2 separate regions of the Homo sapiens genome follow, and region 1 is linked to region 2. The links are chromatin loops, found by intact Hi-C in ENCODE. Cell type or tissue: PC-3. All regions are shown on one strand. Links, peaks and the distances in the headings refer to the core of each region. The heading gives the core; the rest is flanking DNA.

What was found. Peaks named below come from ENCODE experiments on the same cell type or tissue, not always from the same donor. Only the 100,000 strongest peaks of a DNase experiment are listed, where the experiment ranks them.
Region 1: it touches region 2 in a loop (6-fold over the local background); 1 of 110 quality-filtered maps calls a loop at or near these places.

Annotation. Positions count from the first base shown.
Region 1 is chr4:158,489,195-158,492,014 of GRCh38, forward strand. It overlaps RXFP1-AS1 (RXFP1 antisense RNA 1), which reads right to left. Exons shown (of 4, transcript XR_007058351.1): 4 at 1-1,701. Among named protein-coding and RNA genes, the nearest start is that of RXFP1, 31 kb to the right of the region's middle. In PC-3, for the core only: no CTCF peak of the experiment used is centred there; no DNase peak of the experiment used is centred there.
Region 2 is chr4:158,369,845-158,372,664 of GRCh38, forward strand. All of the region lies in intron 2 of LOC105377510 (a long non-coding RNA gene), which reads right to left. Among named protein-coding and RNA genes, the nearest start is that of RXFP1, 150 kb to the right of the region's middle. In PC-3, for the core only: no CTCF peak of the experiment used is centred there; no DNase peak of the experiment used is centred there; H3K27ac peaks cover 2,219 bases.

The sequences.
Region 1 (2,820 bases), core at 286-2,785, 120 kb after region 2:
CTAGGTTTTAAGCCCTGCATGCATTAGGTATTTGTCCTAATGTTCTCCCTCCCCTTGCTCCCCAACCCCTGACAGGCCCTGGTGTGTGATGTTCCGCTCCCTGTGTTCATATGTTCTCATTGTTCAACTTCCACTTATGAGTGAGAACATGCAGTGTTGGTTTTCTCTTCCTGTGTTAGTTTGCTGAGAATGATGGCTTCCAGCTTTATACATGTCTCTGCAAAGGACATGAACTCATTCTTTTTTATGGCTGCATAGTATTCCATGGTGTGTATGTGCCACATTTTCTTTATCCAGTCTATGATTGATGGGCATTTCGGTTGGTTCCAAGTCTTTGCTATCATAAATAGTGCTGCAATACATATATGTGTGTATGTGTCTTCATAGTAGAATGATTTATAATCCTTTGGGTATATACTCAGTAATGGGATTACTGGGTCAAATGATATTTCTGGTTCTAGATCCTTGAGGAATTGCCACACTGTCTTCCACAATGGTTGAACTAATTTACATTCCCATCAACAGTGTAAAAGCATTCCTATTCCTCCACAACCTTGCCAGCATCTGTTGTTTCCTGACTTTTTAATAATCACCATTCTAATGAGATGGTATCTCATTGTGGTTCTGATTTGCTTTCCTCTAATGACCATGATGATGAGCTTTTTTTCATATATTTGTTGGTTGCGTAAATGTCTTCTTTTGAGAAGTGCCTGTTCATATCCTTTGCCCACTTTTTGATTGGGTTTTTTGTTTTTTTCTTGTAAATTTGTTGAATTTCCTTGTAGATTCTGGATATTAGACCTTTGTCAGATGAGTAGCTTGCAAAAATTTTCTCCCATTCTGTAGGTTGTCTGTTTACTCTGATGATAGTTTCTTTTGCTGTGCAGAAGCTCTTTAGTGTAATTAGATCCCATTTGTCAATTTTGGCTTTTGTTGCAATTGCTTTTAGTGTTTTAGTCATTAAGTCTTTGCCCCATGCCTATGTCCTGAATGGTATTGCCTAAGTTTTTTTCTAGGGTTTTATGGTTTTGAGTTTTACATTTAAGTCTTTAATCCATCTTGAGTTAATTTTTGTATAAGGTGTAAGGAAGGGGTCCAATTTCTATTCTCTGCATATGGCTAGGCATTTTTCCCAGCACCATTTATTAGATAGGGAATTCTTTCCCCATTGCTTGTTTTTGTAGGTTTGTCAAAGATCAGATGGTCGTAGATGTGTGGTGTTATTTCTGAGGCCTCTGTTCTGTTCCATTGGTCTATATATCTGTTTTGGTACCAGTACCATGCTGTTTTGGTTACTGTAGCCTTGTAATATAGTTTGAAGTCAGGTAGTGAGGTGACTCCAGCTTTCTTCTTACTGCTTAGGATTGTCTTGGCTATACAGGCTCTTCCAAAACATTTGCATTTTAAAGAGGTGAAGGTTGGGCTAGGAGCTGGGTAGATAAATGAAGTGTGTTTCATAAATACAAAGTTTGAGAAGCCTGAGATATCCAAAAAGAAGCTAGGTTGGATTTAGCTTCTAGCAAGCATCCTGTTCCTTCAGTAACAGTCAAGGAATTACAAAGGTCAAAATAGAAGAGTAGCCACAAGTATTTATCTTCATTCTTTATCATGATCTCTTAAAATTATATGAAGTAATATAATAGGTATAAACTCACTCTAAATCCTGTAGCAGGAAGATTCAGGATTCCAGGAAGAAGCTAACTGAAAAAAAATTAAAGATGTGATATTATTCTTGAGAAGTTACTAAGAACTTCAGAATGTAATAAAAAGTCAGTGCAATAAATTTGGAATGTAAATAAAATCTTCATAAAAAATTAAAAGATGCTTAAAAGACAACATAATCATACAATACTGATAGCCAGAGCAAAAGCAATTGCACAGCAATAACAAAATGCACAGTATATATTTACTGACTTGCAAAATTCATTGTCAATTACTAGACAAAAATCCAAAAGAAATAGGATTACCAAATAGAATTTATATCTTATCAACCTTAACAATTTAAAGTGAAAGTTAAAATGTACAAATTTTGGTGAATGAAAGAAAGAAAAGGTGAAGTTAAGTCACATTAGAATGTGAGGATTCAAGATTTATTGCACATAGTTCATGGAACAAGAATTTTAAAAATTATTGAAATTTATTAAGAGGAATAGAAGTATACTAATTATGATATTGGTATGGGGAAAGGAAATTTAGTAAGTTTTGAAAAAGTATGCTAAATTTTATCTATCATAGCAGAAACTAATAGATCATGTTTAAATTAAGTAATATGTGCATAGTATATGGTGGTAGGTTGAAACTGCTAGAAGAAAAATTTAAAAATAGCAATCTCAAAAAATAAATAAAATTTAAAAAATAAAAACAGCTATCTCTGCAATAGAGGAAGTAGATAATTGAAAGAGATATAGGCCGGGCACGGTGGCTCACACCTGTAATCACAACACTTTGGGAGGGTGAGGCAGGGGGATCACCTGAGGTCAAGAGTTCAAGACCAGCCTGGCCAATATGGTGAAACCCTGTCTCTACTAAAAATACAAAAATTAGCTGGGTATGGTGGCAGGCGCCTGTAATCCCAGCTACTTGGGAGGCTGAGACAGGAGAATCACTTAAACTCAGAAGGTGGAGGTTGCAGTGAGCCAAGATCATGCCATTGCACTCCAGCCTGGGCAACAAGAGTGAAACTCCGTCTCAAAAAAAAAGAAAAAGAAAAAGAAAAGAGATATAACTGAGAACATTTCATCCTAAGCCCTTAGCTATTTTTTGATTATCAACATACGCATTTTATTTTTTATATAAATTAAAAATATATTTTAAAAAAGT
Region 2 (2,820 bases), core at 31-2,530:
GGCACAAACATTTTCTTTACAATGTGTGATTTTTCTTTTACTTCATTTATGGCAATTTTCCATGCACTCTTGTTAAGTAGTCAAACATGTTGACCATTTCTTAAATGAGAGAGCCATGAAATTTTAGCAGTTTTCCTGATAATGATGATGAATTTTGAATAACTCATCCTATCTTACATAGGCACTATTATAAACAATAAATGATATCTGCAAAAAGGTGAACAACTTTAAAAGTTAGTGACTGTAATGGGATCGTCATCCTAACTAAATATCAATTCAACTCCACAGCTTTGACTTGATTCATGTTTTTATTCAGCCACACACCGTAAGAGTCATCAGTACCATTCCCCTAATTTTACCAGGGTGTAACAGAGGCTCAGAAAAGTGTGGTGGTGTACAGCATTCACCCACTGAGTCAGTAGACATGGCTCTAGGGCTGGAGCACAAGCCCTGAATTCTTTCTACTTTCACCCCTGGCCTAAGTTAGGGCTCACTGATTTCTGTTTTCACAAATCACCATGGTAATGATAAAGAATTATGTTCTCTTTCTTCTACTTCTTAATGAGCAAAACTTTTTTGTTGTTGTTGTTTTAATATTGTATCTCTTCTTTGGAAGCCTAGTAAGTATTTGGACTTTTTTTGTTTAAGGGAGAAAAAGCACAGTTGGGAATCCAAAGACAGCTTTTGCATCCCCTCACTGCACATCTCTCTCCCCACCTGCAGAGAATTGCCACTTAGATACCATCTTCCTCACCTCAACCTCTTGTAATGTTCCTCACTACCATGTTCCTTCCTCCAGCCTCTCACGGTGTGGTTAACTGTTTCCTCACAATCTCTTCATCTCTAAACTAGACATTTAAATGTAAGGAGTTTTCATCCTTTCTGCTAAAATTGAATCTTACCATATTGTTTATCTATATTATTATAACTTTTCATTCAGCCACATAAATCTTGCTCTCAATATTAATTCAATCATATATAAATATTGCTTTCAATAATTAATATGAACACTTTTTAGAACATGTTAAAAGCTGGAAAAGAAAAAGAAAGAAAGCAGTAAGAAGATAGGGTATTTATACTTTTATCTCTTCTAACCAATGATCAATCAATTCAATGATCCATGCTAGACACACACGCAGCTTCATCTTTCTGATGACTTGATACACCCATCCCAATGATCCCACTTTCTTTCTCAACAACATTTGTTTTAACTCCACTTTATCCAATTTTACTTTTTCTCATATTTTCTGATCCAGAATTGGCCAAATGAGTTAAAAAACCTAATATCAAATGCATCGATGATTTCTTTACAATGCAGTAAATATTACATGTTTTTAGTTAATAAAAAGGGCCAAAACTGCTTCACATGATCTCTTTACTACCTTCATCTTTAATATTTCATAAGGTTGCTTATTCACCACTTTCATAAATAACAAATCTATTCAAACAATGACTCATTATTATACAATTTCCTTAAGAATCATACTTTAATCTTAAGAAATCAACTATGTGTTTTGTTAAACATATTTGTGGTATTTATTTCATAACGTAGGAAAGTGTATTTTAGACAAATTCACCAAATCATTCATTGTATGAAAAAAGTGTCATAAAGTGCTACATTTAAGAAAATATACATGGCAAAACCCCGTCTCTACTAAAAATACAAAAGTTAGCTGGCCTGGACAACAAAGCGAGACTGTCTAAAAAAAAGAAAATTTACATCAGATTTTTTATTGCTATTGAAAATTCACTATACTGATCCTTCATAGGCTAAATTGTTAAAAGAATCCAAGACTAAAGCAATGAAAACCTTATTCCACATGGAAATATCACTGACCAAAGGAGGTTAGTAAAGAAGATCAAATTACGTCTACTGAGTCTTTCATAATTGAACATCTAAGTATTCAATAAATATTAACTAGCTAGCTCCAATTAATATCTTAAATTGTAGAATTACAAATCAAAGCACAAATTCTAGACAGTAAGAAACTTTAAAAAGACATTCATGGCAATTTTGCAGTATTGAGACATTTTCACAAGTCATCGAACCTTCAGAATATTTTTGAACCTGTAATGTCTTGCCTCTCTCTAGGTTGTCAGATGATAAGTTTCTTCTCCTCCTAGCTATTACTTTTTCTCAACTTAGTATCTCTTAAGGCTAAAAAAACTATTCAGAGCATCATACAAAGTTTCAAAATAAAATATGTTTTACCTAAAATATTCAGCCCCTTGAATCAAGATTGGCTATTTCCTGGAATTTTCCTATTACCTCCACTTTTCACTCTATTTTGCTTCTGTAATCATATCTTTAACACATACAAAATCTAACATGTCTTGCAACTAATGCAGAAATTTTATAAATCCATGGGTGGTATGGGGGATTGAATTGTATTCCTCAAAAAGATATGCCCAAATCCTAATCTTGGTACCTGTGAATGTAACCTTATTTGAGTATAGGGTCTTTGCATAGGTAATGAAAAGGATCTTCAGATGGGATCATCCTGGATTTAAAGAGGGTCCTACATTCAATAGCTAGTGTTCATATAAGAAAAGAAGAGATTTGAGACATGCACCCAGAGAAGAAGGTGGCGTGAAGGTAGAGCAGAGGTCAGAATGGTGAGTCTACAAGCCAAGGAACCAAGACTGCCAGCAGCCGCCAGAAGCTAGGAGAGAGGCAGGGAAACAGATGCTCCTTCTGGGCTTCTAGAAGGAACCAACCCTACCAAACACCTTAATTTTGAGCTTCTAATCTCCAGAACTATCAGAGAATAAGTTCCTGTTATTTTTTTTCTTTTCTTTTCTTTTTTTTTTTTGAGACAA